Linked DNA regions of Homo sapiens: region 2 is linked to region 1. The links are chromatin loops, found by intact Hi-C in ENCODE. Cell type or tissue: endothelial cell of umbilical vein. All regions are shown on one strand.

Region 1 (8,000 bases):
AAAGTCTCTTGAAAAGCAAACTTTCAAACTCTTTATCTTTTGACTAAAAAGATAATCTCTGGGTAGCTCCAATTAAGTTTGTGTAATATAATCTTTATGCTAAAAAATAATGGTTTTATGACAGTTCTTTTTTTAGTAATTCATAATTTGTAAAATTCCTGTGGGCTTAGCTATTTTAAGAATGACTGCTAAAACTATATATCTAAATTTCAGTTTAAAAGATTTCTTATTTTTATTTCCCAAGAGTAATAATACCAAATGCACACATATATCACCACCACACACATACACATTTACATATATATGTGTATGTATATGTGTGTGGATATATGTATATGTATACACACAGGCAGTTCTCACTTTGCATAGTAGTGTGGGACTGTGAAAATAATCATACAAACTGAAGCTGCAAAAGGATCTTTGTAATCAATGGGAAAAAATACAATTATTCTGTGATCTATAAGAAATTTTTGTCAAAACATTAAAAACCCTCTTAGTGTCAGTTTTAAATATATAAAACATGAAAAACCCTGTAAAACTGGTATTTACCTGATACGTTGTGATTTAAACCATTAGAAACATCAAGATAAAATGTTTCATTTCTTTCTGAAAAACTTATCAAAGGTTGTTTGAACATTGCTTGCTTTATTTTTGTAAAACAGGATAGAGAGCTACTATCTTTCCTAGAGAATTATGCTTCTAACTTTGGATATATGCTTGACATTTTTTGTAAGTGCTTTCAATATTGTGAAATCTCAGAATTCCTTTAATGTGAAGAATTTTGTTGGCCTCACTTCCTCTAGTACGTCATTCCTTTTTTCTTTTTTCTTTTTTTTAGATGAGTCTCACCATAGCTCAGGCTGGAGTGCAGTGGCGCGATCTCGGCTCCTGCCTCCTGGGTTCAAGCACGGCCTCCTGGGTTCAAGCGATTCTCCTGCCTTAGCCTCCCGAGTAGCAGGGACTACAGGCACCCACCACCACGCCCAGCTAATTTTTTATATTTTTAGTAGAGACAAGGTTTCACCGTGTTAGCCAGGATGGTCTCCATCTCCTGACCTCGTGATCTGCCCGCCTCGGCCTCCCAAAGTGCTGGGATTAAAGGCATGAGCCACCGCACCCGGCCAGATGTCATTCTGTTTGTCACAACCAAGCTCTTCATATATATCAGTGAATTCACCTTCACTAAGTTCTCCTGGCTGCAGATCTAGAGTCTATCCAACAGTAGCCATGTAAACATTTCCACATTCAGCTATTTTTTTTATAACTCTATTTATAGATTTCACTTCCAGCCTCATCACTTTTCATTTATTTGCTGCACTTTGATCTTTGTTAGTCAATTCTTTCTTCTGATTATCCATTTTTGTAAAATGTCACATGAGTTTGTCACTGGGAGGCTATCTGTGGGTGAGCTGAGTGATATATGTGCAGTGACCAATCACTGGCAGACGTTGAAAGGAGTGACATGATTGGTCCCTGATCATGATGTGCTTCTGCTATTTACATAGCGATTTGTGGACTGGGAGCAAGCAGTGAGGTTTGTACCTTACGAAATTATACACAGGTAATACACGGTGGTAACTGAAATTTAAACAGTGTTGTTGGTAGATTGAAGTTACTTAACTAAATCCTAGTACCTGAAATTTGTGCCATGTCACAAATGTGAAAAGAAGGGAAATTCTTGATTTTTCCATCGTTATACCTCAAGTTATCCCCGACGTCAAATATTTAAATATAATAAAAATTTGAAGCAAATGAACTGTGGCTGGAAAGCATGTGAATTAACCTGGATTAGGACAAAAATAAAGCACTCAGTGTTCAACAAATGTGGTGGCTAGAAAGGCCAATTAGAAATATATCCTCACCTTGTGTTGCTTGGAGACTACTCAGGCAATTAAAATCCATGCATACATAACTGAGGCACAGCATAAAAAGCTGGCAGAGTGGCATGGTAAAAATACCAAGACTATACAAAATTCATCCTCAGGCCATTTATTTGGTTGCCATTTTTTATTAGAGACCAAAAATATCTTCATTGGAATTGTTCTACATAAGAATTAGTATGAGTGTGATGTGTAAAATAGATTGCAGGTGTTGTGGGAAGATTTGTTAGGAGGCTACATTATTTGCTATTTTAGTATGGCATAGAATTACTCTGGAGAAAGAGTTATTGAGGCAATGACAGTAGTAATGGAGAGAGTGAAAATTACAGAGGTGCAGGAGCTAAGACTTGTCACCTGGAGATGAACAGAGAGAAGAGAATCATTTGGAGACAGCGATTGTTTCAAGCTGTAGTGATTTGCAGAAACCTGAAGATCTGCTGATCTTCACAAGATACCAGTGATGTTTAATGCAGCTCATTTGAACAAAATTAAAACTATTGCTAGGTTTTCTCACTTAGTTCTGCATGCCATCTCTCATTGTTATTCATCTGTATCACTAGTTCCCTTTATAGACTATCATTTAATAAAAAGAACTGGTGACAAACTCTACCTACTCTTCTAAACTTTTTTTCATCTAGTATCTATAACACTTTTTGAGCAACATAAGCTTTTTCCTGTCTCAAAAAGGTAAAGATAATTTTATTTATTGAAAAATATATAGTTCAAGAATAGTAAAAAAAAAATAGACAGGTTTTAATTGTTTTATAGTTGTTTTGTCCATAAGTATTTTAAGTATTTATATGTGTACTTAAATTCCTTTGTTATTTTCATCTTTGTGTGAAGATTCTTTGTAATAGTGGCAACAAATGAAGACTTTTCAATTTTCCCTCATTACAGCTTTCAAAAATCAGGCATGTTGTGCACATTTTTAGTGTTTCTTAGTCTGTTTGTCATCAGTGATCATATGTTTCTAATATTCTGAACCTCACAAATACCATAGTACTTCTTGCATTTGTCTCATAACATGTGCTTCAAACTTTTGTCTGCGAGGGAAAGCTTTTATAAATGCCTAGCAGGTCTGGCATAACTGTTCCAAATCCAGAGAATTTATAACGATATAAGCTGAACCATGGAATAAAAGGATTTAAGAAGGAGAATGAATTCTTGGTAATATTAGAACAATATTGTCAATAGGGGATTATTAATGCTTTTGTTACCACAATCCAGTTTGCCTGACAGCCATAGTATATTCTTTCATGAATCAAGCATTAAAACATTATTCACGGTTACCTTTCTTAGCCAGAATTACTGGTGGTATAACAAACTATAGTAGATTCGGATACATTCATCTGTGGCCTGTAGATGTTTGCAATGTAATATGCCAGAGCAGACAAGGCTTTTCTGCCAATACAAGTAATGAAATAATATTAAAACATGATGTGGGCCATATAGTTCAGCTTATTGCAGGAGTAGAGACATAGGGTTCATTTCTGACTCTGCCTTTCACTCAACTATGTGATCTAGAAAAAATAAGAGAACCACACTAATACTCAGATTTCTAATTTGTAATTGAGATAATTCATTTCAAGTCAGAGTTTTTTTGTCATGAAAATCAAGGAAGGAATATGTCTTATTGCATAAATGTATGAAGCATCATGCAATATAAGACTGTATTATTATCTATAAAACACTACTTTTATATTGGAAAATATATAATGTATAACAGTCTTCATATCTATCAAACTATTGCATATACTGTCATGCACTGCATAACGTTTCAGTCAAAACAGACCACATAAAGGATGGTGGTTACATAGGATTATAAAACTGTATTTCTACTATATCTTTTCCATAATTAGCTGTTTTTAGTTATACAAATATTTATCATTATTTTACAGTTGCCTACATTATTTAGTACAATAGTATACCGTACCAGTTTATGGCCTAGGAGCAATAGGCTACCCTATACAGCTTAAGTGTGTAGTAGGCTATACCATCTAAGTTTGTGTGAGTATACTCCATGGTATTTGCACAGTGATAAAATCACCTAACAACATGTTTCTCAGAATATAACTCCATCATGAAACGATGCATGATTGTACTTTTTGCTAGCCAAGGTAAAATTAGTAGCAGCATCAACAGAGAGAGGAAATAGGGCATCAAAAGAATTTAGGGACTTTCTGTTTCTGGCCTGGCATATAAGGAGCTTGGAGGCTTCTGTCCTAACAAGAAGTAAAAGCCGAACAAACTAAAATTCAACAACTCATCTTAGATCCCTAAGAGAAGCAAGGTCACAGGGCAAACCACTGCCCACAAAATTGGAGTCAGACAGGCAAATACAGAGAACTACAATTTATCTGATTACAAATGTCCACAGGAACCAGAGCCAGGGTGGAAAAATCTGAACCACAATTAACAAATTGCCGGAGTCTCTGTGTGGACAAGTCTGAGACATAAAAACTTCAGAGACCAGTTACGGAAGGTGGGGCATGCACTTTTGTGAGTCTTACTTCCTGGAACTCAACCAGTTTCTCACAGTGAATAGCAAAGACAAATTCCCTCCTGCTCCTGGCAGGGAGAGGGGAAAATGAATAATCTTGAAATTTGTCAGAGCATTCTGTTCTTCTTAATGAGGTCTGCCCTCAAAAGAAATGATTTAACCAGATCCTAACCTGCTTTGGTTTTATCAGAGCCTAAATAACATGGAGGAAAGGAAGTACTCAACGCTAGCCAGTTTTAATCTTCCACTTGGAGGAAGGGAAATACTCAATTCCAGCCCCCTCTAGCCTTCCACAGGAGAGAAGGGAAATACCCAATTCCAGTTACTCTGGCCATTCTGTCCTACATGAGGTGGGAGGGTGGACTGAGAAGCACTTGTGAAGTTCACAGTCCAGAAGTTCAGGCTCACTATGACTGAGACCTAGTTGTAGGACTTTAGTAATTCAGTGGCAAGGTATGGGAAACAAGGACGGTGTTTCCCCTTGTTTCCCTTGCCACTGTGTTACTAAAGGCTTATTTATATCAGTTCCTTTCTCCCACTATATCGTGTCCACCTATAAAGAAAAGATTACCAGGCATACAAAAAGGCAAAAAAACCACAGTTTGAAGAGGCAGAGCAAGCATCAAAAGCAGACTCAGATATGGCAGGGATGTTGAAATAATCAGACTAGAAATTTAAAACAATTATGATTAATATGTTAAGGCCTTTAATAGATAAAGTGGATGACATGCAAGAACAGATGGGTAATGTAAGCAAAGAAATGGACATTTTAAGGAAGATAAAAATAAATTCTAGAATCAAAAACACTGTAACAGAAATGAAGAAAGCTTTGATGGGCTTATTAGACTAATACAACTGAGGAATCTCTAAGCTTTAAGATATCTCAATAGAAAACTCCAAAACTAAAAAGCAAAGAATAAAAAGAGTGAAAAAAATAGAACAGAATGTCTAGGAACTGCAGAACAACTATGAAAGGTATGGCATATGTTAGTGGGAATACTAGAAGGAGAAAGAAGAGAGAAAGGAACAGAAAATATATTTCATCACTGAAAATTTTCCCAAAATAAGTGTTCCAAACTATAGTTCCAAGAAGCTCAAAAAACACTAACAGTAGGATAAATGCCAAAAATTCTCAAAACAAAGCAAAATAAAAACCCCAACATCTGAGAACATCGTATTCAAACTGTAGAAAATCAAAACCAAAAATCCTGATAGAAACCAGAGGGAAAAAAAAATCTTACCTATAGAGGAGCAAAGAAAAGAATTACATTTGGCTTCCCAAACATCATGCAGCACAAAGAGAGTAGAGTGAAATATTTAAAGTGTTGAGAGAAGAAAACGTCAGCTCAGAATTCTGTAACTGATGAAATTCTCTTTAAAAACTAAAGGAAAAAATTAAGACTTCTTTCTCAGACAAACAAAAATTGAGAAAATGTGTTGCCAGTAGAGCTTCCTTATAAGAAATGTTTAAAAAAGTTTTTTAAAGAGAAGAAAAATTATACCAGTCAGAAACTCATATCTACATAAAGAAGGAACATTATAGACAGAATTGGTATAGATAAAATAAAAATTTAATTTTTTTCTTATTCACAATTCATTTAATAAGTATGTTTATTCAAAATAATATAGCAGCAATTAACTCAATTATGTATGCTTATGCATATGTATATGCTTAGTATAAGTGAAATGAATGACCACAATAATATAAGGAATGAGAGGGAAGAAATAGCATTATTTTGTTATTATAAGTTTCTCCTACTACCCATGAAGCAGTATAGTGTTATTCAAAAGTGGACTTCAATTAGTTCTAGATCTGTATTGCAAAATATAGGGCAACCTTGGTTTTTTTAACTTAAAAATTTTTTAAACATATAATTTATATACTAAGAATTGAGAGAAAATTGAATTATATGAAATGCTTGTTTAAAACCATGAAGGGCAGAAAAAAGGTGGAAGGTGAAAACATGAACAAAGAACAAGGTTAACAAGTAGAAAACAGTAACAAGTATGATAGATATTAATCCAGCTGTATCAGTAATCATTTTCAATGACAATGATCTGGACATACCAATTAAAAGACAGAGATTTTCAGACAGGATCAAATAATAAGGCCCAATGTTAAAGTGGGTTGTCTATAAGATATCAACTTTAAATATTAAAACACGCATAGAAATGGATGCAGAAAGGTATATTATGTTAACACTAATCAAAAGAAAGGGAATATAGCTACATTAATTTTAGATAGAGCAGACTTCAGAGTAAAGAAAGTTATAAATGAAAAAGAGGGGCATTAAATCATGCTAAAGAAGCCAATTATCCAAGAAGACGTAATAATCTTTAATGTGTATGTGACTAAAAATAGAATATCAAAAAAGTCTGAGGGAAAAACTGAACTAGCCACTATTACAGAGACTTTAATGCCAATCTATCAGAAATGGACAGATCCAACAGGCAGAATATCATCAAGGACGTTAAACTCAACAACACAATCAGCTGAATATAATTGAATTTATAGACTATCTGAGAACAGCAGAATACACATTCTTCTCAAGTTCACATGGAACATTCACTAAGATAGACCACATACTGGGCCATGAAACACACCCTAACAAGTTTTAAAAAAATTGTACAATTCTCTCAGACCACAATATAATTAAACTAGAAATCGGTGACAGAAAAATAGCTAGAAAATCTGAAAATACTAGGAGACTAAACAACACACTTTTAAATAATACATGAGTCAAACAGAAAATCTCAAGAGAAATTTAAAAATATTTTGAAACAAAAATGATAAAAACTCATTAAAAATGTTGGGATGCGGTGAAAGCACTGCTTGGAGGAAAATTTACAGCATTGAATGCATATATTAGAAAAATTAAAATGATCTAAAATCAACCATCTAAGCTTCCACTTTAGGAAACTAGAAAAAGAAGAGCAAATTAAATCTAAAGTAAGCAGGAAAAAAATTAGAACAGAAATCAATAAAATTAAAAATATGAAATAGACAAAAATCAATGAAACCAAAACCTAGTTCTTTGAAGAGATCAACAAAATTGATAAGGCACTAATTAGGCAAAGAAACAGAACACAAAATACATATATCAGATATGAAAGAGAGGCTATCGTTAAGGATCCCATGCATATTAAAAGAGTAATAAATGAAAATTATGAACAACTCTATGCCCACAAATGTAAAAGCCTACATGAAATGAAATAATTCCTTGAGAGACATATTTTTTAAAAACTCAAATGAGAAGAAAGAGACAATGTGTATGTAAACATATCTATTAAATAAACTTAGTCAAAATAATTAATAACCTTCCAAAATAGAAAATACCAGGCCCAGAAGGGGTTCACTGGTGAATTCTACCAAATATATAAGGAAAAAAATTGTACCATTTTATAAAATCTCTTTCAGAAGACAGAAGCAGAGGCAATACTTGTAACTCATTCTATAAGGCCAATATTACCTTAATACCAAAAATTTACAAGAGACTTTTCAAGAAAACTACAATATATCTTATGAACATAGAGGCAAAAATTCTCCACAAGATATTAGCAAATCAAATCACAATAATATATAATAAGAATTATACACCATGACCAAGTGGGATTTATTC
Region 2 (8,000 bases), 83 kb after region 1:
GGGAACTTCCATTTGTAAAACCATCAGGTCTTTTGAGACTTATTTACTACCACAAGAACAGTATGGGGAAAACTGCCCCCATGACTCAATTATCTCTACCTGGCCCTGCCCTTGACACATGGGGATTATTACAATTCAAGCTCAGATTTGGGTGAGGACACAGCCAAACCATACAAACTGCAGAAAATTACCAAAGGTAGGGAGGACATTATATAATTTAAGAAAGAGGTCATTCCACCAACAAATACATAGCAATTCTAAGCTGTATGCACACACACACAAAAAAAAACAGAGCTGAAAAATATATGAAACCCACACTTACAGAAATGAAAAGATGAATGGACAAATACAAAATTATATTTGGAGACTTCAATATCTCTCTCTAAGCAGTTGTTAGAACTAGGCCAAAAAATCAACAAGGATATACAAAAATACAGCATCATTAACTAGCAGTGTATAATCAACATTTCCAGAACACCAAAACAAATAGCAGCAGAGTATATATTCTTTCTAAGTGACCATGAAATGTATACCAAGATAACTCATATCCTGGGCCATAAAACAAAAAATTTAAAATAATGAAAATTCATATACAAAGTATTCTTGAGAACAATGGAATCAAATGAAAAATCAATAACAGGAAGATTAAAAAAAAATCTCCAAACACTTGGAAACAACCACACTTCTAAATAGTCCATGGATTAAATAGGTAGCTAAAGGAATGCTGAAAGGTAAACTTATTAAAATTAAAATTAAAACTTCAGAATATTATCACACATACGTACCAATGAGCCACAAAAAAATTCATGAAAATAATTTATCATGTGTTAAGTATTTGATTTATGATAAAGTAAGGATTCTAAACAGTGTACAACAAAATGTTATTTACTAAATTTTAATTTAATTATAATTGGTTAGTTAAATTTTGAGGAAGATAGATTCACAAATTACACCAAAATAAAATTAATATTAGCAATTTAAAACAATTTATTATATAAAATTAATTTTAAAAACCTACTCAAAATAATCTGATTGAATATTTAGTTAATCTCTAACAATAAAAATCTTTCTGGGCCTAAAATGATAAAGAAAATTACAAACTAAAAGGTTATCCAATTATAATAAATAAAAATGTCAAACTTCTAAGGGACTACATTAGAAATGGGAAAATGTCTCAATAATTTAAGGCCCTACTTCAAGAACTTAGAAAAAGATGAGCAAAATAAACCCAAACAAACAGAAGCAAGGAAATATAAGAGCAAGAATCAAAAAAGTTGAAAATAGAAACACAATAGACTCAATAAAAGAAATCTCTATTAAAAGAACACGGAAAGAGCTGGTTCTTTGGAAAGATCAATAAAATTGACAAACTTTTAATAAGACTAACAAATAAAAAAGGAGAAGATACAATTACCACTATCAGAAGTAACACAGGAGATTACCACCACACACTCTTTAGACATCAAATTAATAATAAAGGAATACCATGAATAATTTGAATTCACACATACACTTGACAATGTAGATGAAATGGAATAGCATTCAAATATATGCAGTACCACAAGTCACCCAGAATTTAACTTGTAATAAAAAAAATCACCAAAAAGAAATCTCTAGTCCCAGATAATTTTACCAGAGAATGCTACAAAACTTTCAAAGAAGAGTTAATGCCTATTCTACCCAATCTCTTTTAGAAAATAAAAGAAGAGGGAATACTTTCCAGTTCATTTTATGAAACTAGTATTTCCCTACTACCAAAATCAGACAAACACAGTAAAACAAAGAACACTACAGACCAATATCCCTCCTGAATATAGACACAAAAATTCTTAACAAAATATTACCAAATAGAATTCAGCAGTATGTAAAATATTATACACCTTGACCAATTGATTTGTATCCCAGGAATGCAAAGCTGGTTTAAATTAAAAAATCACTGTACTCTGCCATATTAACAAACTAAAGAAGAAAACTCACATGATCATTTCAATTTATGTAAAAAAACTAAAAAAATTCAAAACATACTCATGAGAAAAATGCTCAGCAAGTTAAGAATAGAGGGAAACTTCCTTAATGTGATGAAGTCATGTATATAATACTTATAGCTAATATTATGCTTCTTGGTGAAAGACTGCTTTACTCTAAGGTTGAAGACAAAGCAAGGATTTGTATTCTTACCACTTTTACTTAATATAGTGCTGCAGGTTCTAGCTACAGTAATAAGGAAAGAAAAGGAAATAAAAGACATACAGGTCAGAAAGGAAGGAATAAATCCGTATATTTGCAAATGACATATTGTCTATATAGAACACACCAAGGAATCTACATAAAATCTTTTAGAACTAATAAGTGAGTTTAGTAGGTCAGAGGCTATAAGATTGAAATGCAAAAATCAATCATAATTTAATATTCTAGCAATGTTCATGTGAAAACCAAAATAAAAAATACAATACCTTTTACAAAGGCTCAAAGAATGTGATACTTAGGCTTAAATTTAAGAAAATATGTACAGAATGTATGTCTTCCACAAATTTAACAAAATTCCTATCCGAATCAAAAAAGAATTTTCTTAGATGTAGACAAAGTTACTATAAAATTTATATAGAAAAGCTAAGAAACAAGAATTGCTAAAACAATTTGGAAACATAGCTACAGTAATTGAAACTGTCATGTTGAGTGAGGGACAGACACACTGATGTAACAAAGTAGAGACTCAAAAATAGATCCACACAAATATTTCTAACTACATTTTGAAAAAGGCGAAAATGCAATTCAATGAAGGAAAGTCTTTTCAGCAAAAAAAGATTGCAGTAATTGAACATTGATTTGCAAAAAATAAACTTAAGTCTCACACCCAGTACACAAATTAACTCAACATGGATCACAGACTTAAGCACAAAATGTAAAACCAAATTTTTTGGAAAAATGTAGGAGAAAATATTTAGGATCTAAGATTAGACAGAGTTCTCAGACTTGATGCTAACATCACAAACCATAAAAGAAAATTTTGATAAATTGGATTTCATCAAAATTAAAACCTTGCTCTGTGAAAACCTTCTTAGGATGAAAAGATTTTGCACATGTTACAACTGATTATAAAGCAAAATAATTAAAACTTCAGAATATTATCACACATAGGTACCAATGAGTCACAAAAAATTTTAGGAAATAATTATGAAAATAATTTTATTATGTGTTATTTGATTTATGATAAAGTAAGCATTCTAAACAATGGGCAACAAAAAGTTATTTACTAACTTTTAATTTAATTATAATTGCGTAAATTTTGAGGAAGATTGATTCACAGATTACACCAAAACAAAATTAATATTAGCAATTTTTAACAATTTATTATATAAAATTATCATTAGTATTATTATTTTTTGAGACGGAGTCTCGCTCTGTCGCCCAGGCTGGAGTGCAGTGGCAAGATCTTGGCTCACTGCAAGCTCTGCCTCCCAGGTTCATGCCCTTCTCTTGCCTCAGCCTCCCGAGTAGCTGGGACTACAGGCGCCCACCACCACGCCTGGCTTATTTTTTGCATTTTTAGTAGAGACGAGGTTTCACTGTGTTAGCCAGGATGGTCTCGATCTCCTGACCTGGTGATCTGCCTGCCTCGGCCTCCCAAAGTGTATAAAACTAATTTTAAAAACCTACTCAAAATAATCTGATTGAATATTTAGTTAATCTCTAGCAATAAAAATCTTTCTGGGCCTAAAATGATAAAGAAAATTACAAACTAAAAGGTTATTCAATTATAATAAATAAAAATGTCAAACTTCTATCAGGGAAAAATATAATTTAAAAAGGCATGAGAAAAATGTGTTCATAAACTACCATGAACACAAATGTCAATAGTTACATTTTATAAAGAATTTATTAGAAAATAATTAAGATCTTAGTTGTTAACACACAGATTTTTAAAAAAATTGTTTACAAAGTTGATAATTTCCATAGGGAAAAAAACTTATATTAAAAAGATGCATCATTTTTCCATCAAGGTAAAAGCCGAATGTATTTTTTTTGTTGTTTTTGCTTTTGTTTTGTTTTCGTTTTTTTTGTTTTGTTTTGTTTTGTTTTGTTTTGTTTTGTTTTGTTTTGTTTCAGAAGGAGTCTAGCTCTGTGGCCCAGGCTGGAGGGCAGTGGTATTGGATTTTTTTTTTTTTTTAAACATAAGGATAACCAGTGGTTACACGATCATTTGTTGAAAAGTTTTTTCCTACCCCATTGAATTCTATTGGCATATATGTCAAAAAGTAACTGGACATACATGTGTACAGTGGCGCAATCTCGGCTCACTGCAACCTCTTTCTCCTGGGTTCAAGCAATTCTCCAGCCTCAGCCTCCTGAGTAGCTGGGATTACAGGTGCGGGCCAATAAAAATATTTTTAGTAGAGATGGGGTTTCTCCATGTTGGCCAGGCTGGTCTTGAACTCCCAACCTCAGGTGATCCACCCATCTTAACCTCCCAAAGTGCTGGGATTACAGGCACAAGCCACTGCACCTGGCCAAAACTAACTGTATTTGATTACAGTCAATATTAGGGAGTTGATGGTAAACCTGGTACACTGCTGGTGGTAAGGTAAGTAGAAAAAACCTGCATGGAAAGAAAATCTAATTATGCATTAAGAACCATTTAAAAGTTTGTACATTTTAATCCAGTAATTTCACTTACTTTTTTACTCTTGGCATGACATAGCTGCATTCAAAATATCACTGCAGTTTTCAATAAGAAGAAAACAACACTAAGAAAATGGTGAAAGAAATGTGTTACAGCCCACACCATTGAAATGATATGGCTGTTAAAAATAATAAGAGGAACATTATTTACAAGGGGAAATGGTAATTACAATAGGAGAAATAGAATAAAAATTTGGAAAACTTCTGTGAATAATGACCTGGAAGCGCATTGAACAAAGTCTATGTGGTAGCCCTTACCAAATGTTTTCTTAACATAGCTGTTTCCTGTCTGTTTGTGCTGCAGTTACACTTCTGTCTTCCTGTTAGTCAGCTTTTGGACAATCTCTCAGATTCCCAAGAGGCCAACTGCCACCATCATGAAAAACATCCTGACCACGGGAACTACAATTTTCCTAAGATCCATTTATCCCTGTGATTGGATGTAGACGCGATTTTCAATTAATTATTTGTACTTTTCTAGGAGTTTCCTAAGCCCTATATTTTCCAAAATGCAGTTATATGCCTAAGCAAGTTATTCACTGAATAAATTCTTGATCCTAAATATTTATCATTAGCAGATAATAAAAACAAACATGACTCCCTCTTTGTTATTTTCTATAAATATTCTATTTTGCCTGCGGATTTACATTAGATTTGAAAACTAAAACAGTTCACAAGTAATCAGAGCACTTCCTGAAGTGAAAGATGAAATTATCTTTGTATTTTACTTTATTTTATCCTTCAAATAATATTCCAACACTGTTAACAATAGTTTCCTTTTTCATAGAAGTTGAGCACATTAGGTATTTCCAAAATGAAGCATTAAAATTTACTTCATAAATAGGCCTCTATAAGAGACTTTCCAGAATAACTTTTAAAAAGGCATCAAATGTTGTACATAAGATATACTTGAGAGTTCAGCCAATATCAGTATTTTTACTTTGCAGATTTGCTGTTTCTTTAAATATTTATGTGTTTCTCACATGTATTGCCAGTTTTGACTAAAACAAATTTGTTTCTCTTTTAAGGGGAAATAACTGGTTAGGACCGATAGTGACTCAGAATTTGTGGTTTTCTTTAAAAAGAAAATAGATATTATTCTAATAGCAACCTTCTTTCAGTAGCTGGAAATCTTGAGTTGAAACTAGAAAGAATTTCAATCTTTTAAACATGGAAAAATGTGTAAATGCACAAACACAGGTCTTAACTATCAGTCAAGAAACCAGTAACTGGTTCACTTTGGAATAAAAAGAGAGACAGGGAAGGGATATGACTAAGACATGTTTTCACTGTCTACAGCTTGAACTTATGATTTGTTTTGTTGTGTGTGGGTATATATTATTTAAACGACTGCACATATATATAGATTATTTGAAAAATATACTGAAATAAATAAAACTATTGTTTGAGATTAGACTTTCTTCTTTATAACTGTTTCTTTTTCTTTTTTAAAAAAGTTTACATTTAAGGAAAATTCCATTTGGGAATGTTTTAAGAAAAAAATGTTCTTAACTCTCAATGATTTATTACCATGCCTGCCACTGGGTTTGGTATGTTTAGGAATCTGCAAGTAGTTATACAGCTGCCAAGTTGCTTTACTGGTTGTTACTGATCTGTAGAGCATGTACCACGAGTAAGTCATAAAACATCACCAGGACTTACATGCTTTTGTAAAAAAGGGAACCCATGATTCGTATTGATTTCTTGTGCATGGAGGGTATCGTAAATAATTTATCAAATACCGTTTGGAATTCTTATTGTTTTACCTGGAAAGAAGGCAAAAATGTAATCATTGTTATCATAGTAAGCCATAAAGTTAAAAAGTGCCAATCTAAAGAGTAAGTTATTATGACTGTAAAGTTTAAATTGGTTATGGGTCGAGAATAAAGATGATATTTATACTGTTGATTTAGAATATTGTAAGACCAAAGGAAATATAAGAGCAAGAGCTGTAGCTACTTCTAAAGATAAATATCATGAGTGAAACTAGTTTAATCAGAGGAATGCAGTAGCAAGTATTCAAAACCTTAAACCAAGCCATGCTGCTAATGTTTCACCAGCATAACATTATTCCAAGACCTCAGTGTCATGAGTTCCACTTTAGCTTCTTGCTAACATTTCTGTTTATAATTATTTAAGCGGACATGAAAACCCTGTGTGTGTGTCAAATGCAGAATTGTAGTCTAACCACCATTAGATGTCCACAGGCATCTGTAATGAGCCCACGGAAGCCTCGATGCCATCTCTCTGACCATTATGTTCCACAAAGTGCAATATTTTAAGTGTAAATTCTGTTATCTATTTGTGTAACCAAAATGCAAACATCTTCTAAAAATGCCACTGACCACTTAGAATTGGTGGTAACCAAAGTAAATTTTGTTTAAATATATTGACATGGACTCACCTCAGTTCTTGGCTTGGGAATTAGAACTTGAAAGAGATGCTTTATGAATGGGGCAGAAAATTCCATGAGTCATTAAACTCTTGAGCTTACATTTCACAATAACGTTAACGTATGGAGTAAAATATTCTATATTAGGACAACTACCTCAAAAATTACTCTATTTAGCACTGAAGACTTAGACAAAAAAGACACCATCACTTCCCTCAAGAAGTTGGTAGTGTATACGGCCAGAAGGGAAATTAGATAATGATATAACAAAAGGTATGGCAAAGAAAGTTACATAGAAATAGTATCCAACCACGACTAGAGACAATGGGGAAGGAGAGGAAGGCTTCCTAGAAGTGAAGATTGAGAAACACATGGAGCCAGTTAAAGAAGAAGAAAAGATGGAGGAAATGTATCTAGATAGAAAATGTAGCATAGAATGGTATGGATGAAACCTGGAACATGATTTGCTCAGGAAACTGCATGATGGGTAGGTGGCAATGGAAGAAGAATGAGATATCATTGATTACTTGCAAAAGTAGGCTAGGATAGGCCACAAATGGCAAGGCATGTTTGAAAGTCTACTGCCAAGCTGGTACAGTTCTGATAAGGCCATCAGAAATGGCATAGAGAAGCACTTGTGTATTCAAGGGAATAGGTATACTCTTGAATGCCAAAGAACACCTATTCTAACCTAATGATATACAAAGCAACAGGCCTGCAGTAAAAAGAAGCAAGCCTTCTTTTCTGCTTCATAGCCTTCTCACTCATGTGGGCTATTGCTAAACACCAAACCAATACCCTTTTCATGAGTATGTCCTTCGAGCTGCTCATTTGCTCACTTTGTATGTGGGGAGTTAGGAAAACGATCTAGCTCCTGTTGTTGCTCTTGTTCAGTTTTATTTTGGTCTAGAAATAGTATTCCTTGAAA

Evidence for each region. Peaks named below come from ENCODE experiments on the same cell type or tissue, not always from the same donor. Only the 100,000 strongest peaks of a DNase experiment are listed, where the experiment ranks them.
Region 2: a loop joins it to region 1, with 5 times the contacts of the local background. A loop is called at or near these places in 3 of 110 quality-filtered maps.

The regions. Positions count from the first base shown.
Region 1 is chr6:113,014,641-113,022,640 of GRCh38, forward strand. No RefSeq gene overlaps it. Among named protein-coding and RNA genes, the nearest start is that of LINC02518, 410 kb to the right of the region's middle. In endothelial cell of umbilical vein, no CTCF peak of the experiment used is centred here; a DNase peak (open chromatin) is centred at 4,381; H3K27ac peaks cover 1,763 bases.
Region 2 is chr6:113,097,984-113,105,983 of GRCh38, forward strand. LOC105377952 (a long non-coding RNA gene) reads right to left here. Exons shown (of 4, transcript XR_942889.1): 2 at 6,343-6,446. Among named protein-coding and RNA genes, the nearest start is that of LINC02518, 330 kb to the right of the region's middle. In endothelial cell of umbilical vein, no CTCF peak of the experiment used is centred here; DNase peaks (open chromatin) are centred at 4,998, 5,948 and 6,088; H3K27ac peaks cover 2,958 bases.